Linked DNA regions of Homo sapiens: region 2 is linked to region 1. The links are chromatin contacts, found by POLR2A ChIA-PET in ENCODE. All regions are on one chromosome and are shown on one strand. The core of a region is the stretch at or near the end of the contact, and the rest is flanking DNA. Distances in the headings are between cores, read along the strand shown.

Region 1 (5,549 bases), core at 812-3,311:
TGGGTCTCTGGCCTACAAAGGCACCATGGGTACGTACATGTAAGTGCTAGATACCACCTCACTGCCCACACTCCATTGCCACGGAAGCATCGGGGGCAGGGAGAGGCCTTGTCAGTCTAAGTAAAGATAAGACCCTGAAGAGCAAGTGGATCTAGAGGGGCTGATCCGAAGGGGAGACCCCTCCAAATGACCTCCCTCTGTCCCTCCCTCCGAAAAATAACATTCCATAGAACAAGAAAGTCAGGAGAGATATGAAGAGGTCATCTGGTATGCCGATGGAAATGCCACCAATTATATTTATTTGGGTCACAAAATTCTTTAAAAAGCAAATTAGGGCAGCCTGAAAGAGTGGAAAGAACACACATTTCAGAGTAAGACAGACTTGGCTTCCACTGAAAGCTTCTTTCCTTCTTAGCTCAGTGTCTTAGAAACTACTATGCCTCTCTCCATCTTGGTTTTCTTTTCTTTTCTTTTTCTTTTTTTTGAGACCGAGTCTTGTTCTGTCGCCCAGGCTGGAGTACAGTAGCGTGATCTTGGCTCACTGCAACCTCTGCCTCCCAGGCTCAAGCAATTCTCCTGCCTCAGCCTCCCAAGTAACTGGGATTACAGGTACAATGCCACCACTCCCGGCTAATTTTTGTATTTTTAGTAGAGATGGGGTTTCACCATGTTGGTCAGGCTGGTCTCGAACTCCTGACCTCAAGTAGATCCGCCCACCTCAGCCTCCCAAAGTGCTGGGATTACAGACGTGAGCCACCGTGCCCAGCCCTGCAACAGACTCTTGATTGGTCTCCCTGCCTCAGCCCTGGTTCCATTCCGTTATTCTCAAGCCAGACAGATCCCATTGAAAGGGAAGTCAGATCCCAGCACTTCTTGGCTCTGAACCCTGCTGTGGTTCCTTTGCACCCGCCATCTCCCTCCCAGTTCTGGTAAGGGCCTCCCCTCTGGCCTCTTTCCCAGCTCCTGCTCACTCAGCTGCGAAAGCACTGGCTTTCTCCCTGTGGCTCCTAGACCACGCTGAGCTTAAAGGCTTACCTGGGGGGAGGCCTGAAATGCTCTTCCCTGCAATGTTCTTCTCCTGGTTCTCGTCCTTTTATCAGATAGCCTGACTATTCTGCAATTGCCCACCCCTCTACTGGTAGATATTACCTTTTAATCCTCACCACAGCCCCAAGGCTGGGTGAGGTTAGGAAACTTGGCAGAGGGCAGCTGTCCCTAAGTGGTGGAACTGGAACTAGGAGCCAGCGGTGGCCCCGGTGGCCCCGGACTCCAAAGCCCCAGGCCCTGGGCTTGGCAGAGCCAGGCATGGAGGGAGGCAGTTGGGGGAGGGAGCTTCCATAGAGACACGGCCTCCGTCCTCAAATCTAGTGAGAGACAGAGAAGCAAATGGATAAATTACAGTGCCTGGCATATGGTAGGCGCCAAGAAATACGTTTTGTTGTTGAACAGATTATGAGGCGTAAGATGTGCAGACATTTCCGTGGGGCCCAAAGAAGGCACGTGAGTGTGTTAGAGGGAGGCGAGGAAGGGGCTGGGAGAGATTTCCCAGTGAAGGGGGGCATTTGAGGTAGACTTTGAAGGAAGGGTAGGAGTTTGCCAGAAGCCATGGGGCCTGGGGAGTAGGAACAGCATGGAGGGATGAAAAGAAGGCGATCTGAGAAAATGGGTTTTGAGGAGCTCTGAATATTAGTGTTAGAATTCCCTCAGGTACCCCAGGGCCCCAGCCAGAGATCAGCATATACAGTACAGGAGGCTGGCCAGGTACCCCGACAGGCTAAGGGGTTGCCAGCAGGTGAGGGGCCTACCCGGTGCGGCAGCCTTGTTGGACAGCGAGGCTACCTCCTGCCCTCTGAACTTCTGCCAGCATCGGGACCACCCCGGTACCCACAGCCGGACCCGGACACCGGAGTCCTCTGGGGGCGGGGCGCGAGTGGCCTCTGCAGGCCAGTCCCTTGGTGAGGTCACACACGGAGGCGGGGCTCAGGATTGGGGGGCGGAATCATGCGCAGGGGGCGGGGCCCGAGAGAGAGCTTGGAGAAGACCGGAAGTCCCTCCGCCTCCACTCGCCCTCGTGCTCCCTTCAGCCCCTTCGCAGCTCCGTGCGCAAGGTCGTGTCCCGGAAGTGAAGGGGCCATGTTGATGGGTGACCCGGGGAGAGGTACCCGGCCAGAGGCGAGTCCTGCGGAGTGGTAGCGCGCACGGCCTGCGGGTGAGTGAGAGAAGGAATGAGGGCCGCCGGCGGCTGGGCGGCGGGGAGGTTGCAGCGCCTCCTCTCAGGCTGCTGCCGGCGCCTCGCATGCGGCCCGGAGTCAGGATACCAGCATGCAGCCGGGGGTCTCGCCCCATCCCGCCCTGGACTTTCCCCTGGGAGACCCCTCGGCTGCCCCGCCCCGCCCCAACCTCGGAGACCTCCAGTGCCCCGAAGCAGGCCTGCCCTGGCCTCTGGGCCTCCGCACCCCGGCCCGGCCCCCACGGTTGGTGAAGTGCAGACTGGCTGGGGCTCAGCCGCCCAGTCGCCCAGCGACCTTGTAGTTACAGCCCTCGCCGTGACAGTCGCCTTTTACAGCATCAAACACTTCTGTTGATTTTCTGCATCGGGAGGTCCTTAGGGCCGAGGGATCTCTTAAACAGTTGAGGAAAAATGGGCAGGGATGGTGGCTTGCTCAAGCTTGCGCAGGAAGTTAGCAAGGCCGGAGGCTAAGGGCTCGCGGACTTTGGGCCCAAAGTCCAATCTTTTTTTCCAGCCAAATACTTCCCCCACTTGGTGTCATTTCTTTATTTCTGAAACGGAGGTGATCATTTCTTCCACATAGGGACGTTGTGAAATTCTCTCCGTTACGCATAATTTTGAGCCCCTTGTATGTGCCAAGCGCTGTGCTGGGAAAGTTCGTGGAGCACCCAGAAGTGCTGTACACACGGTCCGGCTCCAGCAAAGGGTAACTCATTCCAGAGGCAGGCAGAGTTGGGGTCAGGAGTGCAGCCCTCCCCTTGACAGCTGTGGGCCCGCGGGCAAGTTACTTCCCTCTGGGAGATTGTTTCCTCCACTTAAAATGGGGTAATGTTGACCCCTAGGGTAGCTGACAGAATGAGTTGTTATGTGAGACATGCTTCGAACATTGCACGTTGTATATAGTGCAATATAATGCAATAAGCATTTACTGTTACTAAGAACCCTGACCACCTTCTAGATTCTTAATTTAAATGTGGTCATGGGCAACAAAGCACTTTACAGATATGCTTGTGTAAGGGTTTATTGTTACTGAAGGAAGGCAGTGGCAGTTTATACTTAAATGTAATTATTTATTGAGCATTTACAAACCTGGCTAGGTGCTACTAATAATATCTGCTGTTGATAGAGTGCTTCGTGTGTGCCAAGTGCTGTTCTAAACATATTCACATACATTAAACTCATTTAGTGCTTATGCCAACCGTATGGGCAAAATATGATTTTTATCCTCACTTCACAGATGAGGAACTGAGACAGTCACAGAGAGGTTAGGAGACTTGCCCACGGTCATGCAGCTCGTAAGTGCTGGTGCCAGGATTCAAGTATGGCTGAGTGCTTGTCTTCAACCCTCCTAGATCACCCCCTGTGGTGAAGTTCTATTACCGTTCATTACGTGCACAGTTCTCAAAATAATCCTATGTGGTAGGTACTATTGCCATAATATCCTAATCTCCATTTTATAAGTGAGGAAGCTGGTGCTCAGCGGGGGTTCAGTCCTTTGCCCAAAGTCATATGGCAAGTAAGTGGCAGGGCCAGGATTTGAGCCCTGGTGAACCACAACCTGTATGTTTCCAGAATGGGCATCCAGAGGCTGGGGTCTCTAGTTCTAGTCTTGCCATTAAGTCATACGGTGACCTGGAGCGGGGGGTCTCTGGAACTTGGATTAAAAAGCCCTCACATAGTCTCTACAGGTCCTTTTGTTATTAATTCTGATACTAGGCTTGTATGTCTTTCCTTCTGTTTATAGTGTGACACCCAGCCCCTGCCAGTCCCCCATGGCCCCGTGGAGCCGAGAGGCGGTGCTGAGTCTCTATCGGGCTCTGTTGCGCCAGGGCCGACAGCTTCGCTACACTGATCGAGACTTCTACTTTGCCTCCATCCGCCGTGAATTCCGAAAAAATCAGAAGCTAGAGGACGCTGAGGCCCGGGAGAGGCAGCTGGAGAAGGGCCTGGTCTTTCTCAACGGCAAATTGGGGAGGATCATTTAGGATCCTCCAAGGGAAAGAGGACAAAGGTGCCTTCTGTAGACACTCCTGCTCTCTTCCATCCCCATCTTACAGATGTATTAAGAAGCCTCAGGTACGTAGGCCCTCGTTCCTGTAGGTTTCCTTATTTTTTGTTGCAAGGGACCGAGAAAAGGATCAAAGTCATCCTTTTAGTCATTAGAAATCAGTGCAGAGCCAGGTGCACTGGTGTGCACCTATAGTCCCAACTCTGCAGGAGGCTGAGGCAGGAGGATGGCTTCAGCCCAGGAGGTTGAGGCTGCAGTGAGGTATGATTGCACCACTGCACTCCAGGCTGGGTGACAGAATGAGACCCTGTCTCTGGGGTGGGGGGGAAAAAAGAGGACATTTGAGGTCTGCCTCAAATGAGAAATAGAGGTTTACCAGCAGCAGGGCAGGAATAAGCAAATGCCTGGAGTGGGAACTGCAATTTTCTTTTTTAAGAGACAGGGTTGGCCCGGTGCGGTGGCTCACGCCTGTAATCCCACCACTTTAGGAGGCCAAGGCAGGAGGATCACAAGGTCAGGAGTTCGAGACCAGCCTGGTCAGCATGGTGAAACCCTGTCTCTACCAAAAATACAAAAAATTAGGCGGGCATGGTGGCGCATGCCTTAAGTCCCAGCTACTCAGGAGGCTGAGGCAGGAGAATTGCTTGAACCCGGCACGTGGAGGTTGCAGTGAACCAAGATCGCGCCACTGCACTCCAGCCTGGGTGACAGAGTGACACTCCGTCTCCAAAAAAAAAAGAGACGGGGTCTCGCTCTCGCCCAACCTGGAGTACAGTGGCATGATCATAGCTCTCTGGAACCTTGAATGCCTGGCCTCAAGCAGTCCTCCCTTCTCAGCCTCCTGAGTAGCTGGGACGCCAGGCATGTACCAATGTGCTCAGCTAATTTTTTATTTATTTATTTTTTTTGTAGAGACGGTCTTGCTATGTTGCCCAGGCTGCTTTCAAACTCTTAGCCTCAAGCGATCCTCCCACCCTTGCCTCCCAAAGCTTTGGGATTATAGGTTCAAACAGCTCTGCCTGTCCAGAAACTGCACTTTGTAGTCTGGAAACTTAAGTCTGATGTGGCCAGCATGGTACCCCTGTAAGGCAAATAGCCAGAGTTGAGGCTGGGCCTGGTCTGGAAGGACGTTGACTCCAAGTTGAGATTGTAATGTATATCTTCTTATGTGGGGACCATCACAGCTCTGTAAACAGAGGAATGACATAGCCACATTTGTATCGTAGAGGGAGCATACCAGTGGCAGTGTGAAGAATAAATTGATGAGAGATACTAGAGGCAGTGGATGTAGCCAGATCAGATTGAGGGACC
Region 2 (4,850 bases), core at 708-3,207, 1.0 Mb after region 1:
CAATAGTTGTTGGCCTTATAATTAATAAGAGATAAGATAATTTTAACCTAAAGGTCATTTTAAGCTTACAACAACTAGAGATAATTTTATTATAAGTTTTAAAAACTAACTTTATTGAACTTCAATTCAGACACAATAAACTTCACCTAGTGTACAATTCAAAGCGTTCTGACAATTGCATATGCCTGTATAACCACGACAATAAAGAGATATATTTTCATCCCTAGGGTTTTCTTGTGTCCCTTTGTATTCAATTTCTCCTTCCACTTCCAGCCCCAGGCAATCACTGATCTGCTGTCACTCTAGAGAAACCTGAATTTTTTTCCTCACACAATTTAAAAAATTGAGATACAATTCACATACTATAAAATTCAACCATTCAAAGTGCATAATTCCATAGTTTATCGCAACTAATTCCAGAACATTTTCATTGCCCCAAAAATAAACCCTGTATCCATCAGCAGTCACTCTCCATTTCCTGTTCTGGACATTTCATTTAAATGGAATCACACAATATGTGGCCTTTTATGTCTATGTCCTTTCATTTGGAAAATGTTTTTAAGGTTCATCATTTTTTTTTTTAAGACGAGTCTCGTTCTGTCACCCAGGCTAGAGTGCAAGTGGCTTGATCCCCGTTCACTGCAACCTCCATCTCCCAGGTTCAAGCGACTGTTGTGCCTCAGCCTCCCGAGTAGCTGAGACTATAGGCACATGCCACCAGCCTGGCTAATTTTTCTGTATTTTTAGTAGACATAGGTTTCGCCATGTTGCCCAGGCTGGTCTCAAACTCCTGGGCTCAAGCGATCCACCTGCCTTGGCCTCCCAAAGTACTGGGATTATAGGCATAAGCCACCACACAAGGCCAAGGTTCATTCATTTTATAACATATATCAACAGTGATTTCTTTTTATGAGTGAATAATATTCCATTGTATGGATATACCATATTTTGTTTATTCATCAACTGAAAGACATGTGGGTTGTTTCCACTTTTTAGCTATTTTGAAAAAGCTGCTATGAACATTTGTCTGTGTAAAAATACACAGACAAATGTTTTCAGTTTTCTAGGATATATATCTAGAAGTAGAATTGCTAGGTCACAGGATCTATGTTTAACTTTTTGAAAAGCTGCCAAATTGTAGTTTTTAAACTTTTCATTCTGAGATAATTATAGATTCACATAATAAGAAATAATAAACAGCTCATGTATAAACTTTTCATTCTGAGATAATTATAGATTCACATAATAAATAATACAAAGAGCTCATGTATCCTTTACTCAGTTCCCTCCAATGATAACATCTTGCAAAACTACAGTACAATATTACAACCAGAATACTGGCACTGTTAGTCAACATACACATTTCCATCACCCTGAGGATCCCTCATGTTGACCTTTTATAGCCACATCTACTTTCAGCCCCACACCATCCACAGGCCCTGACAATATGAAGAACCAATCTGTGCTTCATATCTATAATTTTGTCATTTCAAGAATGTTATATAAATAGAATCATACAATAGGTAACATTTTAGGATTGGCTTTTTTCACTCAGAGTAATTCTCAAGAGTCATTCAGGGTGTTTTATTTCTAAAACGTTTAAAGTTTGCCCCTTTTTAAAAGTTGCTGAGCAGTATCCCACAGCCTGAATTAATTAATTAATTAATTAATTATGAGACAGAGTCTCACTCTGTCACCCAGGCTGGAATGCAGGGGTGCAATCTTGGCTCACTGCAACCTCTGCCTCCTGGGTTCAAGCAATTCTCCTGCCTCAGCTTCCCAAGTAGCTGGGACTATGTGTGCCCGCTACCACGCCTGGCCAATTTTTGTATTTTAGTATAGATAGGGTTTTACCATGTTGGCCAGGCTGGTCTCCAACTCCTGATCGCAAGCGATCCACCCACCTTGACCTCACAAAGGGCTGGGATTACAGGCATGAGCCACCACACCCGGCCTCAAATGAATTTTTGGGATGGTACAAGGTAAGAGTCAATGTTCCCTCTCTCTCTCTCCTTTTTTTTTTTTTAAGACGGAGTCTTGTTCTGTTGGCCAGGCTGGAGTGCACTGGCACAATCTCGGTTCACTGCAACCTCCGCCTCCCAGGTTCAAGCGATTCTCCTGCCTCAGCCTCCTGCGTAGCTGGGATTACAGGCGCACGCCACCACGCCCAGCTAATTTTTGTATTTTTAGTAGAGACGGGGTTTCACCATGTTGGTTGGCCAGGATGGTCTCGATCTCCTGACTTCGTGATCCACCCACCTCGGCCTCCCAAAGTGTTGGGATTACAGGCGTGAGACACTGCACCCAGCCCTCTCTTAATTTTTTTAACATACAGATAGCCAGTTCTTTCCTGATTTGTAAGTTTTTATTTAAACCAGAGTTAGAAAAATAATTAAAATAACACTACCTCTAAACACTCAAAACCACTGCTATGACATAATCCTGCCATTTCAGTAGAACAGAAAATCCCCACGCCTTCCCCTCAGCTCGGAGGGCACAGGACTGGGCAGCAAGCTCCACCAGTTTGTAGAAGGAGTTCAACTTCCAGACAGCAGGGAAATGCCTTTCTCTGAAGTTATTACATGAGTTCACACTGAAGGGAAAGAAGAAAGTGAGCCTTATCATTTTCCCAAGATGCTGTGAGATGTGTTGGATTTACTCTCACTCATAATTGTGCAGGATGGTTGTTTTGTTTTGTTTTGAGGCAGGGTCTCACTCTGTCACCCAGGCTGGAGTGCAGTGGTGTGGTCTCAATTCACTGCAACCTCTGCCTCCAGGGTTCAAGCAATTCTCCTGCCTCCGCCTCCCGAGTAGCTAGAGTCACAGGTGTGCACCACCATGCCTTGCTAATTTTTGTATTTTTAGCAGAGATGGGGTTTCATCATGTTGGCCAGGCTGGACTCCAACTCCTGACCTGAAGTGATCCGCCCCCCTCAACCTCCCAAAGTGCTGGGATTACAGACGTGAGCCACTGTGCCTAGCCACAGGTATGTTCGGGATGGTTTCAACCAACATCAATAGAACCAACTAAGAATAGATGGCCTTCAGCAACACAGAGGGGTAGCACAGGAGTTCCAAAGATCAGTAGTTTGAAAATCAGGTCACAGGGAGTCCACGCTATATGATCTTGGGTAAGTCACTTAACATTCTTAGCCCCCCGTCTGTTCACCTGTAAAACCAAGGTTTGTTATCAGGTCATGTCTAAGATCCTTCCCAGTTAAACATTCTAGAATGCCAAAAATAAGCCTATTTGTTCTTTCTTTGAAAAATGAAGAAAAATGGCAAAAAAAAAAAAAAGTTGTCAAATTGTGAACGTTTATCTAACACAGAGAACTATACCAGGAGCAGGTTTTCTTTTTTGTTTCCTGTTTTACCCTATTCTTCCATACTAATTAGACATCATATAAATCCCACATATAAATCCAACACATCTCATAGCATCTTGGGAAATAAAAATAAAATATCTTTTGGAACTGAACTTCTCAACTTTAATATGCATGTGACAATCTTTTTTTTGAGATAGGGTCTCACTTTGTGGCCCAGCTGGAATACCGTGGTGCAAACACGGTTCACTGCAGCCTTGACCTCCCAAATTCAAGTGAGCCTCCCACTTCAGCCCCCTAAGTATCTGGGACTACAGGTGTGTATCACCATGCCTGCCTAATTTTTGCATTTTTTGTAGAGATGAGGTTTCACCATGTTGCCTAGGCTGGTCTCAAACTTCTGACATCAAGCAATCTGCCCACCCTGGCCTCCCAAAGTGTTGGGATTACAGCTGTGAGCCACTGCACCCGGCAAATAATCTTTTTAAAACAGATTGTGATTCCGCAGGTCTGAGGTGGCGTCTGAGATTCTGCATTCCTAATAGGCTTCCAGGTGATACAAAGGCTGCCAGACCTTGGAACATACTTTGAGTAGCAAGGTATTAGAAGAATACGGACATAGTATCTGTTTGAGTAACCTAATTAATGTTGATACCTAAGTTTTCAGTACTTTACATAACCAAATAAATTAGTCTTATGGCACTGATTTGAGGAATATAATCTTATCGATTCCCAAGAGAATATACTAAGAAAACAGTTCAAAAAATCAAGTTTAATTAATATTTTAGTTCCTCAAGATCCTATTTGCAAGGAAAAACAGAAAAACAGAAAATCAGAAAGATACAGCATCATGAATTGTTAAGGACAATTTTCACACCCTATAGTCAATGAGCAAAATATATTGCAGAAATGCACTTTCAAAAAATTAAAACAGGCTGGGCAACATAGTGAAAACCTGTCTCTCATTAAAAAAAATTTTTTTAGCTGGGCCTAGTGATGTGCACTTGCAGTCCCAGCTACTCAGGAATCTGTGGTGGGAGGACCACCTGAGCCTGGGGAGGTCCAGCCTGCAATGAGCTGTGATTATGCCACTGCACTCCACCCTGGGCAGCAGAGTGAGACCCTGGCTCAAAAATAAAAGCTACACAAAAAAATAATTAAAACATTGTATACTAACACCACCATTTTATGCCTACAACAAATCAGATTATTCTTACCCAACAAAAGCAAACAAAAAATTTAACGTGTTGTTTTTTGACAGAAAACTTCTGAGAGGTTCAGCAAATTGAGAGTAAATGAGTGTACACAGGAAGGAGCCACAGCTCTGCCAAGAACATGGCCTAACACAAACACTGCAAAGATAAATTTCAATAAGTCTTACAAAATAGAAACAAAGGCAAAAATGTAAAAGAGATTTATACAAACTCAACTGGTCAGAGGGAACAGTTTAATGAGATGGAGTGCCTCCTTATCATGCAGTATTTGGTCAGTGGAGGGAGCACTTTGACTGCAGAGGTTCCAAATTAA

Evidence for each region. ChIA-PET counts read pairs that join two places held with the same protein, here RNA polymerase II (POLR2A).
Region 2: POLR2A ChIA-PET joins it to region 1 with 12 read pairs in activated T-cell. The contact joins the promoter of MRTFA-AS1 here to the promoter of MIEF1 in region 1. POLR2A ChIA-PET finds 5 or more read pairs at or near these places in 2 of 52 experiments (AG04450 and activated T-cell).

What each region holds. Positions count from the first base shown.
Region 1 is chr22:39,500,229-39,505,777 of GRCh38, forward strand. It overlaps MIEF1 (mitochondrial elongation factor 1), which reads left to right and starts at 2,062. Exons shown (of 6, transcript NM_019008.6): 1 at 2,062-2,209; 2 at 3,975-4,306. It overlaps LOC105373035 (a long non-coding RNA gene), which reads right to left and starts at 1,932. Exons shown (of 3, transcript XR_938263.4): 1 at 1,806-1,932; 2 at 1,036-1,364; 3 at 264-340. It overlaps MIURF (mitochondrial elongation factor 1 upstream open reading frame), which reads left to right and starts at 4,003. Exons shown (of 1, transcript NM_001414695.1): 1 at 4,003-4,215. The coding sequence starts at 4,003. The coding sequence ends at 4,215. RefSeq lists enhancers at 1,842-2,343, 2,201-2,250, 2,344-2,843 and a silencer at 2,351-2,460.
Region 2 is chr22:40,519,843-40,524,692 of GRCh38, forward strand. It overlaps MRTFA-AS1 (MRTFA antisense RNA 1), which reads left to right and starts at 1,958. Exons shown (of 4, transcript NR_109965.1): 1 at 1,958-3,131; 2 at 3,524-3,598; 3 at 3,683-3,876. All of the region lies in intron 3 of MRTFA (myocardin related transcription factor A), which reads right to left.